3 separate regions of the Homo sapiens genome follow, and regions 1 and 2 are each linked to region 3. A link is an interaction called in ENCODE POLR2A ChIA-PET data of the cell type or tissue named here. Cell type or tissue: GM12878. All regions are shown on one strand. Each heading gives the region's core, and the rest is flanking DNA. Links, peaks and the distances in the headings are about the cores only.

Region 1 (5,486 bases), core at 1,412-3,911, 140 kb before region 3:
CCTCACTCCAGGCCTCCAGTGCCCTCCCTCAGCCTGTCCACATGAGGGGCTGGAGGCAGCTGTGCAGAGATAATGAGGCCCTGGAGGGGAGGTGGTGACCAGGACTGCTGGAACCCAATGCCCCATGACTCATCTCCCTGTGCCTTAAGCCCTGAACTTGAATTTCAGTTCTTATTCAGCCTCTGGAAGAGCACACCTAAGACAGACACCCTGTATACAGGGGCCATGGGCTGCAATCTCCCGACATTACAACAATAATATCTATCATTTCTGAGGACTAATTATGGGCCAGGCCCTGTTCTAAGTGCTTTGCCACATAAGGAGCCTTGCCCAAGACCACACACAAGAAGGTGGCAGAGCCGTGATCCCACTCTGCTCCACCTCGCTGGTTCCCAAAGACCTTTATGCAAACCAGCCCTTGAACCTCCTGAATTTTCCCAGATGGTCCTTATTTATAGCTTTCTCTCCAGTTGTTCCCCAAATGCCCTAGAGCCTGCCAAAACCACACTTCCTCATGTGTATCTGTGAACGTTGGCTCGCTGTGGGCACACACCTGGTTGAATGCATCCCTGAAGTTCTGAGGCACCCAATTCAGCATGTGGGGTCGGCTCTCTCTCAGCCTGGGACTGACGGCTCCCAGGGAGCCATCACCCCTGGCAGACAGAGCCTCCTTTGGACACCATCCCTGGGACCTAGAAGCCAGGAAGCCATCCTTGCTCAACTCCACCTACTGTGAGGAAAATCCCATGGCAGAGGGGAGAGGGGAGACCTGTTCTAGACCTCCCCGATGATAAGCACTCCTTGGCATCTCAGCAGCCCCATCTGTGTCTTCCGCAGATCATCTTTTCCACAAACAATAGAAGAGCCCCATCTGGGATTAATTGAGGAGGGTTCAGCCCTGGTCCCATCCAAGGGAGGCCTCACCTACCACATCTGCTGCTGCATACTCATGGCTGCCTTCAGAACTCAGAGGAGAACTAGATCTTAGGGGAGGGGTTCCCCTTCCTCAGGCACTGTCGCGGGGGTGTAGAAAGGAATAATGTGTCCTTTACACTGTGAGATCCATAGAGGAAGCAGGCACCCAAAGATTGATGCCATTCATTGGGTCTGGTTTGTCAATCATCAAGGCCAGACTGGGCCAGAGGGGCTTTGTCAGGTGGACTCAGAGAGAGACTCACTTGTCAGTGCACAAGAGGGCAGCCACTGCACAGACATAGGCTGAGAGCTGCGAAGAGGGAACCTAAAGCAAGTGTCGCCAGATATCCCCATTATTAGTTATCAGCTAACTCTTAGTTTTCAGTTAACATCATAGTTTCCAGGAAATATTTTAGTTTTCTATTAATATTTTAATTAACTACTAGCATCAGAGTCATCAGCAAATATCTAAGTCATCAGTAAACATCTTAGGTGTCAGTTTCCTCTGAGTGAATGTAGTAGACCTCTTAGTCATCATTTACTTCATTATTACCAGTTATGCACTAATAATTAGTGGTCTGCTAATATCTCGTCTACCAATCATCTTCAGCAATAAACATGCTTTAATTATCAGCTGATAATTAATGTAGCCATAACAAATAAACCCCCAAATGTCAGTGGTCTGACCCAGCAAACTTTATTTCTCTTTCCCATGAGTCTAATCCTCTAGAGAAGGGAACAGGGGAGGAGGTTCTGTTCCGTTCAGTTCCAGCTTGACGGAGGGTTCGTGCAGACTACACAGTCTTCAGCTCTTGGCTTTCATGGTTGCCCCTGACATCAAATCCAGCCCGCAGATAAGGGGGAGAGAGGTGGAGTGTCACAGTGGCTTTGGCCAGGTCTGGAAACAGTGTACATCACTTCTGCCCACTTCCTCTTGGCCAGAATTCAGTCACGTGCCTCAGCCAATTGCTAGGGGCTGGGTAGCCACTTCCCAGCAGCAACTCTGCAGGAGGGAAGGGGGGCCTGATCTTGGAGGGCAGCTGGCTGCCTCTGCCACATGGACAATCTTTGTTTTCGAATTGTTGCTTGTCAGTGTACACCTAAGTTACCTTCTAAGTATCTCAGGTGTCTGCTAACCACCTTGTTTTGCAGCTACTCCTGAGTCACAGCTGTTTGGCTTCTAAATCTGTGACAGCTGCTGTGAGTCTAAAATAGCAGAGCAATCACAGACTCTTGTTGCCTGCCAAACTGGGATGGTGCCTGCCCCTTGCTCGAGACTTTGCATGGAGATGTGTGAAGTCACGGACGTGCTTTGTGCCATTTTATAAAATACCGGGTTTACTCCGAGGGTTTGTTTATTGGTCCCCAATTCTCCCCACCTTCCTTCTTCTGTGAGGCTAACACATTGGTTTGTGAGACAGTTTGGAGTATTTTGTTTTAGGGGGTGTCAGGACATTTTGAAAGGTAGAGAAAGTCAGGCTTCCCAGATGCCCTGCAGGAAACCTGGGAAATTCTCCAGATTCCTGCTCCTAAAAGGTCATGGCTGCTCATTCAGGGTGGAAATGTGACACTTCCCCAGAAGCCTCACTGTGCTCTGGTCTAGGAGACTCACACCTCACCCCAACACACACACACACCCCACCCCACCCCCCCCACACACTACATACACCATACACCACCTACACCACACCACACACATGCACACGTATACACCACATACCACACATTCATACACACCACACAGCTGAGGGCCTGCTTTGGGGGAAGGTAATTTATTTTTGCCTGACAGAAGAACGTGCCTCACACCATGTGGCTGTGGAGGTGGAGAGGGCAACGTAGTCTTGAGAGTTCATCAGAGTCACAGCTGTTAGGGAAGTGCCTGGGCCTGGGGCCAAGGTGGACAGTGAAACAGGAAGGCTGCCCCCATTTCCACATGTGCTCACATGGGGCTCCCCCACCTGAGGCCTCCAACTACAGGTGCACCCCTCCCCTGACAGCACCCACCTCTGGTGGGAGTCTTCTGTATGATTAATAAAAAGCGTAGTAATAATAATCATATGTAATGGCCATGGTATATTGAGTGTTACTTTTTTTTTTTTTTTAGACAAGGTCTCACTCTGTCACCCAGGCTGGAGTACAGTGTCATGACACTGCAGCCTCAACTTGCCAGGCTCAAGTCATCCTCCTGCCTCAGCCTCCCTAATAGCTGGGACCGTAGGCATGCACAAGCACACCCAGCTAATTTTTTTTGATTGTTTGTACAGACAGGGACCTACTCCCTTTGTGCCACAGATTGAGCTTGACAGATGGCCCAGAGGGTGAGGGGGCTTTCAGGAACTTGTCTGGGCTCTATTGTTTATGAACCATGAGATCTTTGCAGGCTCCTTAACCTTTCTGTGCCTCTGTTTCCTCCTCTGTGAAATGGAGAGAATGGCTCCAACCTCTGCCTTGTGAGGGTGCACTGAAGCAATGTGTGTGTAACAGGCTCCGGACAGCGCAGGGCGCACAGTGAGTGCACTACTCTTCGGTCATCCAGCACTCTTAGGAGGACGTGTTTCATCCCATGGAATCCTCACCAGCCATGTGTGAGGAGTGCTCACTTTACAGATGAGGAAACAGGCTTGGCAATATCAGGTAACCTGCCTGAGGCCACCTGGCCTCCCTTCTGCTCCGGCAGAAGCCCCACCCTGGCCTGGGTAAGCCTGGGAGCCAGTGCCACATCCTGATGGGGATGTGGACAGGGAACAGGCAGCCTCTCCGCCCTCCAGTGCCCTGAGGAGCAGCCTCCAGAGGAAGAGGAGTTGCCAGTCTCCCTGGCCTGCCAGGAAAAGGTGAGTCCTGAGGCAGTCCTGTGGGGTGCATTGGCTATCCAGGGAGGGAGAGAGGAGGAGGTCAGAGGCCTGGTCTTGATTCTCATGGGCTTCCCTTCCTGCAGCCCTTCCTTTTCCTTTGGCCACTCATGACTGCGGGTTCCAGCCTGGGCAACATAGTCAGACCCCATCTCTACAAAAATTTAAAAATTAGCCAGGTGTGGTGTGCACACCCGTGTCCCCAGCTACTCAGGAAGTTGAGGTGAGAGGATCACTTGATCCCAGGAGGTGAAGGCTGTAGTGAGCTAAGATCACGCCACTGCATTCCAGCCTGGGTGACAGAGCGAGACCCTATCTCAATAAAAATTTTAAAGACTACTGAGTGACCACAGGTGGGGTGGGTGTTCCCTGGGGGCTGCAGCGGAGATCAGGCTCAATCGAGGTCCATGCTGGGACCCGTGAGAGGTAGTGACAAACAAGGGCCTCCCAGAGGGTAGTTGAGGCTCAAGGTTGGCTTTGGGAGTCAGGGAGAGACAATGGTAGTGGGATGGAGGGGTCTTCCATCTTGTTTTTTTTTTCTAGGTGCTGATCTCTCCCTGAAACCCAAGGGTCAGTTCAAGAGATAGGAATTGTGACTGTCTGTTGCTCCCCCAGGGTGTGTGTGTGCCTGTGCCCAGGCACTGAGCAGTGGCTCAAGGGCAGAGTCCAGGGGAGGACAAAGACCACCAGGTCACCTAGAGGGTTGTGCTCACCTGCACCTGCTGCCACAACCCCACAAGCTACTACAAACCTTGGATCAGCCTCACTGCTCTGTAGTATGCTAAGCAAATTATATCTGGAGTTGAATAAGACAGTCTGTCCATTCCCCCACCTCACTCCTCACTGCTTCTTGGATAGGCAGGGTGCGCTCCTGCCTCAAGACCTCACACCTGCTGTCGCTCTACCCAGAGAGCTCCTCCCCACATGGCTCACTCTCTCCTCCTTCTGTTGTCTGCTCCCAGTGAGGTCTTCCCTGGCCATCCTACATAAAATACCACCCCACCCCAGCACTCCCTACCCCCTAGCAAATAGCAGTATATTTTGCTTAATTTCCTGTGTCTTGTTCTATCATTTGTCTTCCCTTCCAGAATATCGGCATCATGAGGGCAGGGACTTTTGCAGCTTTATTTATTTATAGCAGTTTTATCATCTATTATATCTCCAGACCTAGACTGCCATTCAGGCACACCATAGGTGCTCAATAAGTATTTGAACGAATGAATGAACCCCTGTGCACCTGGCTAGTGTATTATGGGAGTCAGACAACTCACTGCAGCCCCTAGATACTCAGGGGGATCCCAGGCCGGCACCATGGGCATCACCTTGGGTGCTTGTTAGAAATGCTTATTCTTGGACCCCACCCCAGACCTGTTGAATCAGAAACTGCATTTTACTGAGATCATTGGATGATTCCCAAATGCACATTACAGTCTGAGAAGAGCTACACTCATTCTGGAAAATGGTCCCTCTAGGGCCTTCCCTAGAATGCCCATCTCCAGTATGGCTCACAAAACCCTCATGAACAATGTGGCCCCTGCCCATCTCATGAACCTGTTCTCCAGGCCCTGGACCACCACACATTCTCCACTCCAGACACAGGAGGCCCAAGCAGGTGTCAGGGACCAGCACTCCATCTCCCCTCCGGGCCTTCGCAGGGGCTGGTCTCTCCCAGAACACCCTTCCCCGCTCTCCCTGGCTAGCTCCTTGTGTGCCTTGAACAAT
Region 2 (5,486 bases), core at 1,830-4,329, 220 kb after region 3:
GCAGGGATGCCAGTCAGGAGCTGTTGCAGTTGTTCAGGAAAAAGATGGTGGTGGCGGAGTTGGAGTGACGGTGGTGGTTGTGGTGTAGAGAGATGGATGGCTTTTGACTTACTCTGGGGGTAGACACAATGGTGAAGATTAGAATTGAAAGAAAGGAAGGCATCAAGGATGACTTGGGTTTTGAATCTGCACGTTTGGGTGGTTGGTGGTGCTGCCCCTGGGAGGGGAGGATCAGCAGAGAGCAAGTCTGGGGATGCTACCCGGAAGATGGTAGCCATGAGCATGGGAAGAGCTGAGGTCAAGAGAGAGTGGAGGCTGGCAGCGACCTGGCTAGGAGCAGCTTCCCAGGCATCAACAAGGCAGACTGTGATTGGCTGAGGAGCAAATCAATGGGAAGTGAGGATGTGGAAAGAGGATGTGTAGGTGAAACTTGTGTCAGGTTTGCTATGATAAAGTATCAGGAGTAATCCAATAAAACAACAAAAAAATGTAAATGGATCTCTTTTGGGTTCATTTGCAATTAAATGAAAGAAGTGATTCTAAGAACCTTGCTTGTATTCAATTCAGCTGTGTCCTGGTAACTGTTGCCACAAAATTTAGTGGTATAAAAACAATAACCATTTTATTTTATTCGCCATTTTGTGAGCCGGGAATTTGGAAGGGGCTCAGCAGGGCATATTTAGCTTGGGGTCTCTCATGTGGCTGCAGTTAGATATTGGCTGGGGCTGTGGCCACTGGAAAGCTTAACTGGAAAGCTTAACTACTGGCTTAGGGCCAGTAGTTGATGCTGGCTGCCATGCAGGGCCCCAGCACACGGCAGCTTCAGCAGGGAGGGCTCAAGGTACTCAGACCTTTTACATGGCAGCTGGCTTCCCCTGTGCAAGAGAACCAAGGGGAAGTTGCAGGTCCTTTTCTGACATGGCACCGGAAGCCACACAGTGTCCCTCTGCTCTTCCACTGGTCAGAGCAGCCAGAGGCCAGCCCGGAGTCAAGGGACTCGAGACTCCACCTCTTATTGGAAGGGTGTCAAATAACTCTAGGGCCATATTTTAAAATCACCAAAGGTGGCTACTCTGTAAATTAACTCATCTTTCAATGATCCCAATCACTCGGTCCCCCAACTTGACTAGCTGACTAATGCCCAGAAGTAATCAAAAGAGCCAAGAGAGTAAAAGGGATTGGACAAGGTGTGGATGTCTTTCTCAATGATAACAGCTATCACATTTTGAGGCACAGAGTAGCTAAGTGACTTGTCCCAAGCCAGAGGAAGTAGGTAGTGGCACTAGGAGTTGGATCCACGTCTTTCTGATTCTAGAACCCAATCTCTTAGAGGCTGTTGTACTTTCTCCCCAGTTGAAGTTCAAGCACTGATGTTCCAGTGGTCAGTTTGCACCATATGATCTGGATATAGCTCTTCTCACAAAGGCCCTGAGTCAGGAGGACAGGGGGCCCTAGCTGGGCCAGCCCCTAGGCAGGGGAAGAGGAACTCTGGCCATATTGTGGCTTCCTCCCAGGCCCTCCCCGCTCATGGCTTTATGCCGTTCAGCTTTGCTGGTAAGTAGGTCACCCCTTTGGTGAATGCAGAAAGACATCAACAACTGTGTAATGACTCCAGCATATAGGAATTGGGCATTTGGTTTTTTACTGGGAATTTGAGATGGCCGTAAGATGATGTGAATGTCTTTTTAGAAATTAGTTTTCGCATTTTAAAAGTTAAACTGGCACCTACTAAAAATACTTCAAACGACATAGAAAAGTATAAAGAGAAAAGTAAAAGCATCTTATTCCTGCCACCAACTCCAAAGCCCCACCAGCTCCATCTGCCAAGGCAGCCACTGCTGTGTCCAGCGTCTTTGTCAGGAAATGTCGCATGGGTGTGAATAGTGTTCGTCACATAGTCTCCCAGGGTGCCGTCATATACTGCTTCAATCCAACCCACTTTGAACAAATCCTTTCCTGTTTTTTGCTATCACAGACATTGTGGCCATGAAGATTGTTGCGTGTGTTTTTGCGTACTTGTATGAGTGTATCTGGAGGAGAAGGTGGGTGTTTTACTGAAGATGAAAATTGAGGTGGAAATATGTGCAAGAAGGGAAGATTATAGACTCTTTGGTAGAAATATTACAAAAATGGTCCCAATTCTCTACCCCTCACTGTCCCTGTGCCCTTTATAAAGTGACTTTGCAGTTCCTCCCATCCAGAGGAGTCCCTTTTCCCACACCTGGAATCTGGGCTGGCCTGTGACTTGCTCTGACCAACAGAACACTGTTGAAATGATGTGCCAGGTCTGAGACTGGGCTTTGCGAAGCTCGGGCACTTTTACTCACTCTCTTGGAAACCTGCTCAGTGGCCATCTGAATAAGCCCAGGCTATCCTGTTGGGGTCAGGGAGACCACATGGAGTACAGCCAAGTTGTCTGGCCAAGACCATCCTAGCCTAGCCAGCCTTTCTTTGACCAACTGACCACAGATGTAGGAGTCAACCCCAGCCACGATTAGCCAATGAGCAGCCAACCCTCAGACATGTGGGAGCACAGCCTCAATGCGTAGCTGACCACGGGCAGACAAGGGAGTGAGCCCACCAAGAGTCCAGAGCCCCCAGTCAACCTGCATATTCGTGAGCAAAATAAATCTTCAGTGATTTAAGCCACGGTTTTGAGGTTATCCAACTTCAAATAACGCAGAATAATGCAGCTTGGTCTGACAACAGGTAACTGATACAGCCTTTTGTATTAACAATCATAATAAAGGTCTGAAGGTCAAGGGCTGCCATAGCAAATCCTGGTTTATGGAAAAGCTTTTTATAAGTCATCAGATAATCTAAATTCAAGTAAAATGAGAATGGTTTAGAGAAAACCACTCCTACAGCTGTCTCAGCATAACGCAGTAGCAGTAATATGTTCTGTAAATGGTTCAGACTTACCATCTTCCCTGGGTCTTGGTTCCTCATCTGTAAAAGTGGGCTGACTTACAGCAAGAGCCTAGAAAATTATACAATTACACAAATTAAACAATGCTACTATTGTTACTATTAACAAACCAGTGCTGCAATGAGCTGATCTTTCTCTTGTTTTTCATGAGGACCTGCCACAACCTAAAGATCCTTAACTTTTTTTTTTTTTTGGCCTCATCCACACCTTTGACAATCTGACAAAGCCTATAGCCCCTTTCTCAGAATGCTTTAAAATGCAAACAATAAAATAGAATTACAAACCAATTAAATTGAAACACAATTCTCCAAATATTAAAGCAGATATATGAACTAGTAATATATGTGTCTTTTTACTAATGCATTACATAAAATCTATCAGATCTAATGACAACCTTCATTTCCGAGTGGAGATAAACATAAATGATACTTTGAGAGTCTGCAGAAATTGTCATGTAATACAAAAATATCTGCCATTTCTACTGGTGACAAAGTGACAGGTCTAGCTAGTACTAGTGTGGCATGTTGTCTCTAGTCATAATTGAAGGAAGACTTAAATTTTAATTAGTAGTTAGGGTAAAGATGCCATTTTTTCCCCCACCCATTTTCAAAGACCTTTGATTCTGTGTACCGACCAGCTTAGGAACTCCCTCCTAAACTGACCTCCCCAACGCATACCCCCTGGATACTTTCTCCATTTCTTAAAATTTGGACATGTATGGAACTCTTCTGGATTTGGGGAAGGGGATGTTTTTCCACTCAGAAATGATCTGCCAGTTGGCACCAGAACCCTTGAATAAAAATATAAGCCATAAAAAAGTTATGGTTGTAAACTATTTTACCCTTAGAATAGTTTTATACCAGGGGATTCATTTAGAAACATCCTCCTCTCCAAGACTGAAATTTCCATCATTGCGCCCTAGTGCTTGGGCTAATGGATTTGAGGAAGACGGCCTGGTTCCAAGATTCAAGGATCACAGGTAGAGTTAAATTAGGAGACAGATCAATTAGTTCATTTCCTCCTTTCCTCAAATTCTAATCAAAACAGTGGTGACACAGCAACGTTCACCAGGACCACCTGCTCCAGCATCACCTGGAGGACCTGTGAATGGACCAGACCTGATGAACCAGAATTGGAATGGGTGGTGCCCATGGATCTGCATTTTTTTTTTTTTTTTTGAGACAGGGTCTCACTCTGTCCCCCAGGCTGGAGTGCAGTGGGGCAATCACAGTTGCAGCCTCAAACTCCCAGGCTTAAGGGATTCTGCCACCTCAGCCTCCCCAGTGGCTGGGACTAGAGGCGCCTGGCTAATATTTGAATTTTTTTTGGTAGAGACGGGGTCTCCCTATGTTATGCAGGTTGGCCTTGAACTCCTGGCCTCAAGTGATCCTCCTGCCTCGGCCACCCAAAATGCTGGGATTATAGGCATGAGCCACCACACCTGGCTGGATCTGCATTTTAATATGCCTTCAGGTAACTAAAGCAAGAGAACCTTCTCCTAAGAATCTCTCTGCAACTTCCTTTTATTTACTGACACCTAATAAATGAACAGTTGACTCTGGAGCAAAACTGAGCCCTGGGTGAGTCTTGGGCTTTTCCTGATGGCTCAATACCTGAAACTTTCATAACCAAAGAAGATGGGGGCCTGATCCAGGACCAGTTCTGGTCTCCTTGTCCTTCTTCCACTGGTCACCTTCAGGGCATGAATGTGTGGTCCTCTTTCTGAGACCACCCAACAGCTGGGTGGCGTCCCTGCTGGTGCAGAGGAGCTGCCTCTTCCAAGACCTTGGGTTCCACATAGGAACCCTGTCGCTCATTCACAAGCGTCGTGGGAGGACTGGACTGAGGCTGCTGCCCCTGCTGCTTGTGAAAGCATGCAGGGCCCTGTTTGTGAAAGCTTGCAGGGCCCTGAAGCCACCTCTGAGGCAGAGGAACAAACCGGCTTGTCTTTCCACATCAGCAGTCACTGCCTTTGGTGTCTGTTCCCTCAATGGTCCAGGCTTCCTTACATTAAAGTGCTGCCTCCACCAGATGCATGGGGCAGCTTCAGCCACACCGACACCGTCATTTCTCACTGCCCCTTTCTTCCAATGAGAAAGATGGCTTCTGCTAAGCAGCCCTGGGTCCAGCCCTCCTTGCAGCCTTTAGGGAGGCCCTTTCTGTTACCCCTCTTTTCTCATCACTGCTTTGCTCTCCGATCTTTTATCCCCGCACCGCCCACCTCCGCCCCACCCTTCTCCCTCACCAGCTTTCCTCTCTCAAGCCAGGGAGAAGACAGCACCTGCCCCACTGACCTGGAAGACGGACGTTTTGGCCTCCCAGAAATGGCTTCCTTCTCTCCTCCGAGGCTCAGTCAGAGTCGGCCTTGGGAGCAGAAAGCGGGGGAGACCTCCTGAAATCATTTTTTCTGTGATGATTCTATGGACCCACAGGCCCGAAGACAGACCTGTCCTAGAAACAAGGACTTCCTTTTGGTAAGGACACTCATGCATCTCAGGTTTTGTTCATTTTTTAGCTAAAAAAGACTTAATTCATTCAAGGCTTTAGATGGGGCTGT
Region 3 (5,486 bases), core at 1,449-3,948:
TTTTTGGATGCATTTAGAAGTGAAATTGGTTTCTGTGTAAGAATTGGTAGGAGATAGTAGCCATTTTTTAAAATGTGTCTGGAGATGTGTTTTAAGAAATATCCATGCAAAAGAGATAGTTCGATTATTTTATTACAAAAGGATTGCTAAAAGGATTTATTTAAATGTTGAAATGCTTGTTTTTTTTTTCTTTTGTTTCGTTTTGTCTTTAAAGAGATGGGGTCTCATTCTGTTGCCCAGGCTGGAGTACAGTGGTTTGATCATAGCTCACTGCAGCCTCTAACTCCTAGTCTCAAGCGAGCCTCCCACCTCAGCCTCTCGAGGAGCTAGGACTACAGATGCACACCACCACACCTGTCCTACTTCGGATTTTAAATAATAATTCTGTCTGCATTATGCCATGCTTTTTCTCCAGCCCATCTCTGCCTTGTTGAATTTCACCTTTCTAATGCTCTGGTTTTATCCTCTACTTTCCTGCTTACAATTTCCAGTTCCATCTTACTGACCTATAGGATCAAACTTGCATTTCTTAGCCATCTGTATATTCTAGCCTTTTTATAATCTGTCGCCTAATTTATTTCCCGTAACTGCCCAGAGCCTTTTCCCCACTTCTGCAAAACTTGGCTCATCCCCTTCTAGCTTCAAACTTGGGTGTTATTTTGATCCTTCTACCCAGAATGCCTTCTTCCTCTCTGTTCTCTTTACATACTGGTCACATCCATGGTAGAGCCAAGAGATCTCAGGTTTTGTTAGTCAGAATGGATATGGATTCATATCTTAACTTGACTACTTGTTTTGTGTCCTGGGCATAGTACTTAATCCTTCTGAATTGGTGTTTCAGTCTGTAAAATGGGAATGTTGATACTTCACAGGATTATTGTAAGGTTTGAAAGAGAGTTTTTTTTTTTTTTTATTATTTTTGTGAGACAGGGTCTCACTTGTCACCCAGGCTGGAGTGCAGTGGTGTGAGCTCAGCTCACTGCAGCCTCAGCCTCCCAGGCTCAAGTGATCCTCTCACCTCAGCCCCCAAAGCATCTGGGACTACAGGTGCACATCACCATGTCTGGCTGATTTTTTCTGTTTTTCAGTTTCGCCATGTTGCTGAAACTTGAACTCCTCGTCTTAAGTGATCCATGCACCCTGGCCTCCCAAAGTGCTGGAATTACTGGCATGAGCCACCATGCCTGGCCCAAAGAGAGTTTAGATGAAGTACTTAGTGTACCTCATAGGTACCTTCTTTGAGAAATGTTTTCTTTCCATGTCTTTTCCTTCACTGAGTTCTGGTAACAGTTTTTAAAGCCAAAAATGAAAAATTATTGTAACAGGGTTAGACACCAAATGTTTACATGATTTATGTATTCTGTCTCTTAGGATCAGTTTACAGTGCATTTACTTTCTCATGGACAAGAGGATGGAAAGCTAGAATGGTCAATCCATAGTACTGTTTGAACCACTCATTTTGTCACTTAGAAATGAAATCATTATGTACACCGTTATGTGACTCTTACTGACAGAGATACATTCTGAGAAATATGTTAGAAATATGTTAGGCAACTTCTTTGTACAAACATCAGAGTATAATTACACAAACCTAGATGGTACAGCCTACTACACACCTAGGCTATATGGAATAGCCAGTTGTTCCTAGGCTACAAACCTGTACAGCAGGTTACTGTACTGAATACTGTAGGCAGTTGCAACACAATGGTAAAGATTTGTGTATGTATACATACATAAACAAGAAAAGGTACAGTAAATATACGGTATTATAAGCTTATAGGACCACCATCATATGTGTAGTCTGTCGTTGACCAAAGCATTGTTACATGGCACATGGCTGTACTTTGTTTCTCCAACCAGTTTACACCTTAACATTTTCTTCTCTAGTCCTCCTCAGTACCTAACATAGAGCCTTGTGCAGAGCAGCTCCTCAGTGAATCAACTGAGTAAATGAAAGGAACTTTCCAGTATAGACCACGTACTAGCACTGCAAAAAGAACACAGTCTAGGGTAATTTGGAATGTATCGTTTTGAAGAAACACAGCTTAAAAGTCATTTCATGTATATTGTCTTCCCAGTGTCTCTGTGAGGTCATAGGTTGATAGGTATCCTGTCATTGTTGAAAACAGTCTCATAATTGCCCTTGGCCACAAAGTCAGATCATACAGCCAAGCCATGGTAGAGCTAGCCTTGGAATACGGCTGGTCCAGAGTCCAGTGATCTTTCCATTTCATTGCATTATCCATATGACCTTTTTTTCTCTTACCAGATTGCTCTCGCATTAGTCCTCAGACATGCCAGGTATTGAAATGAGTCACTTACAACCAAATATAGTTGACATGTCCATATTAATTTCCATATGTTTAATGTGGAAAACAGAATATTGATTTGCTCAGAATTTAAAATTCATACTTTTTAAACTTCCAGGCAGTTCTAAATATCCTGTTAGGCTCCATTTTTCTTTTTAAGCCATTTGTATAGGCATGGATAATGTCAGACAGTGATAAATTTGAAATTGCAAAATAATTAGACTGGAAATGTAATTTTTAAGAAGCTTATCTATCCCTGTATATAAGCTAAAATACCTTGGCAGTTCGGCGTAGGTGTCACATTTCCTTTGCAGGGAAATGACATCAAATGTGGTTTGGGCACTTCTTAGGCCCCTCAGACCTCAAGCTCATAATAACTTTCTAAAAGGTTCAGTGGAAAGTTAGAGGTGCAAAATTATTGGATACATTTAAAGCATTTTTTCTTCTTTTTTTTTCTTTTTCTTTTAAAAGGTCAGTTGAAACTAGGTGTAAGGCAGGGAATCCTTTAGTTACTGCATCAGGCTGCAGCATGCCTCTGAAGAGTACTGTTTCCTCAGGAAATTGCCATTTTTAAAAGAGTCTCATAACTGTGAGGTCATCAGTCAGGGCAGATATGATCCAACCTTGAAAACAGATGTAACCTAAGCTACCTTGTGATACAGACACATATAATCTGTTCAATATAATGAACATTCATATTATTCACAGAAGTCTCCCGGTGGAGGGAAGGGTGTAGGGCAGCTCAGATTATTCTCATGAGTTTTAGCACAGACAATATGGGGTTTGTATCCAAAGCATTAGTTGGCTGGGAGTTCAGGCTAGTTCAGGCTTACCTAGGCTCACGTGGCTAGCCTAGGTTAGTGCTAGGCTACATCAAATGACTTGGTATGCTTGTTTTAAGTGCGTATTCCAGGGCCCCACATTAGGCCTACTGAGTGAAAATCTCTGGGGATGAGCGGTGGAAATCTGCAAGTTTAACTAGCTATCCTGGTAGTTTTTATGCACTCTGAAATATTTTAGGGCTGGGCATACATAGCTGAGTTAGGACCAGAACATGCTGGTAGAAGAGAATTCTTTGGAAGATATGGGGCTCTGGTAGATTGTGCTGTGGATTAGAGCTTCAGATTAGGTGGAATTTGGACCTAGTCCTGTGAAGAAGTCTGGTTGAGAGAATGGGTTTTAGGGCATTCAGGGAATAGGATATAGGTGGGAACACAGAGTTTTGAGAAAGAGGATAGCATTAGAATGAGTCTTTCTAGAAACACCAACTGGTTTGGAATTGGGTTGTGCCCCTGGGGAGTCTGTGATGAACTTGAGCTATAGGAGAGGCAACCAGGGAGGGCTCAGTGAGGAGATACCCAAAGGGAGGATGAATGGGGGAGGTAGGAGCACCTTCTGCCTATGAGTGTAGTATGTGCAGGGGATCCTTCTTTACTAAGTTGTTTTCTTTTTGCTCACCAAACCTAGTAAAGTGTTGTGCCTCTGTCTTTTCAACCAGAGATGTATTAAATTTGATCATTAAGACCTTGATTTAATTCTTTTTTTTTTTTGAGATGGGGTCTCACTCTGTTGCCCAGGCTGGAGTGCAGTGGCGCAGTCTCGGCTCACCACAACCACCACCTCCCAGGTTCAAGTGATTCTTGTGCCTCAGCCTCCCTTGTAGCTGGGACTACAGGCATGCACCACCAGGCCCGGCTAATTTTTGTATTGTTAGTAGAGACAGAGTTTCACCATGTTGGCCAGGCTGGTCTTGATCTCCTGACCTCAAGTGATCCACCTGCCTCGGCCTCCCAAAGTGTTGGGATTACAGGCATGAGCCACTGCACCCAGCCAAATTCTTTACGTAAGATTTTTGAGGGAATATGTTCTTGCTACAGTTTTATGACATATCACTGTGGCTCCTATGCAAAATAGTGGTTTCATTATTTTTAAAAATTGTGGTAAAATAAAACATTAAATTTACCATCTCAACCATTTTTAAGTATACAGTTCAGGGGCAATAAGCACATTCATGTTGTACAACCGTTATCACCATCCATCACCAGAACCGTTTTCATCTTGCAAAAATAAACTCTGTACCCATTAAACAACTCCCCATTTCTGTATCCTCCCAGCCCCTGGCAACCACCGTTCTACTTTCTGTCTCTATAAATTTGACTTCTCTAGATGCCTCATGAAGTGGCAGTATTTGTCCTTTTATGACTGGTTTATTTCACTTAGCATAATGTCCTTAAGGTTCATCCATTGTGTAGCATGTGTCAGAATTTCCTTTTTTTTTTTTTTTTTTGAGATGGAGTCTCGCTCTGTTGCCTATGCTGGAGTACAGTGGTGCGATCTCGGCCCACTGCAACCTCTGCCTCCTGGGTTCAAGCAATTCTCCTGCCTTAGCCTCCTAAGTAGCTGGGATTTCAGGTGCCTGCCACCACGCCCAGCTACTGTTTTGTATTTTTAGTAGAGACAAGGTTTCACTGCATTTGCCAGGATGGTCTCCATCTCCTGACCTCGTGATCCGCCTGCCTCGTCCTCCCTGAGTGTTGGGATTCCAGGCCTGAGCCACTGTGCCTGGCCCAGAATTTCCTTTCTAAGGCTGAATAATATTCCATTATATGTATGTACCACATTTCGTTTGTTCATTTGTTAATAGACACATAGGTGGCTTCCACCTTTTTGGCTATTGTGAGTAATGCCAGTATGAATGTGAGTATACAAATACCTTTTTGAAACCCTACTTTCAGTTATTTTGAGTATATACCCGGAAGTGGAATTGTTGGGTCATATGGGAATTCTATTTTTAATTTTTAATGGGCCACCATACTGTTTTCCCATAGTGGCTGCACCGTTTTACATTCCCACCCACAAAGCACCAGGATTCCAGTGTCTCCGCATCCTAGCCAACACTCGTTATTTTCTATCCTGGGTTTGTTTTTTTTTTCCTTCTAGATAATAGCCATTTTAATGGGTATGAGGTTGGTAAGTAGTAATGTTTTTGTAGTGGGCCAGTTTTACTCATTGATTTGACAGGATTTTAAAGAGATCAGTTGTCTGAAATAAGACGTGAATGTTACATGAGAGATAAATGTTTTCAGACACTAGAAAATCGCAATGCCAACACTGAAAGAAAATAAAAATATTTGATGTTAATATTATAATTAAAGATATTGCTTTTCTTAAAATTTA

What was found. Peaks named below come from ENCODE experiments on the same cell type or tissue, not always from the same donor. Only the 100,000 strongest peaks of a DNase experiment are listed, where the experiment ranks them.
Region 1: POLR2A ChIA-PET joins it to region 3 with 5 read pairs; 4 of 35 experiments call an interaction of 5 or more read pairs at or near these places.
Region 2: POLR2A ChIA-PET joins it to region 3 with 5 read pairs; 2 of 35 experiments call an interaction of 5 or more read pairs at or near these places.

What each region holds. Positions count from the first base shown.
Region 1 is chr3:45,551,749-45,557,234 of GRCh38, forward strand. No RefSeq gene overlaps it. Among named protein-coding and RNA genes, the nearest start is that of LIMD1, 40 kb to the right of the region's middle. RefSeq lists enhancers at 1-674, 1,727-1,826, 3,087-3,136. In GM12878, for the core only: no CTCF peak of the experiment used is centred there; DNase peaks (open chromatin) are centred at 1,899 and 2,653; H3K27ac peaks cover 1,183 bases.
Region 2 is chr3:45,910,198-45,915,683 of GRCh38, forward strand. It overlaps a transcript of LZTFL1 not described here. Among named protein-coding and RNA genes, the nearest start is that of CCR9, 26 kb to the left of the region's middle. RefSeq lists an enhancer at 5,072-5,486. In GM12878, for the core only: no CTCF peak of the experiment used is centred there; no DNase peak of the experiment used is centred there; H3K4me3 peaks cover 150 bases; H3K27ac peaks cover 109 bases.
Region 3 is chr3:45,691,420-45,696,905 of GRCh38, forward strand. The region is part of intron 1 of SACM1L (SAC1 like phosphatidylinositide phosphatase); the gene reads left to right. Among named protein-coding and RNA genes, the nearest start is that of SACM1L, 4.8 kb to the left of the region's middle. RefSeq lists an enhancer at 2,726-2,865. In GM12878, for the core only: no CTCF peak of the experiment used is centred there; a DNase peak (open chromatin) is centred at 2,722; H3K4me3 peaks cover 678 bases; H3K27ac peaks cover 2,378 bases.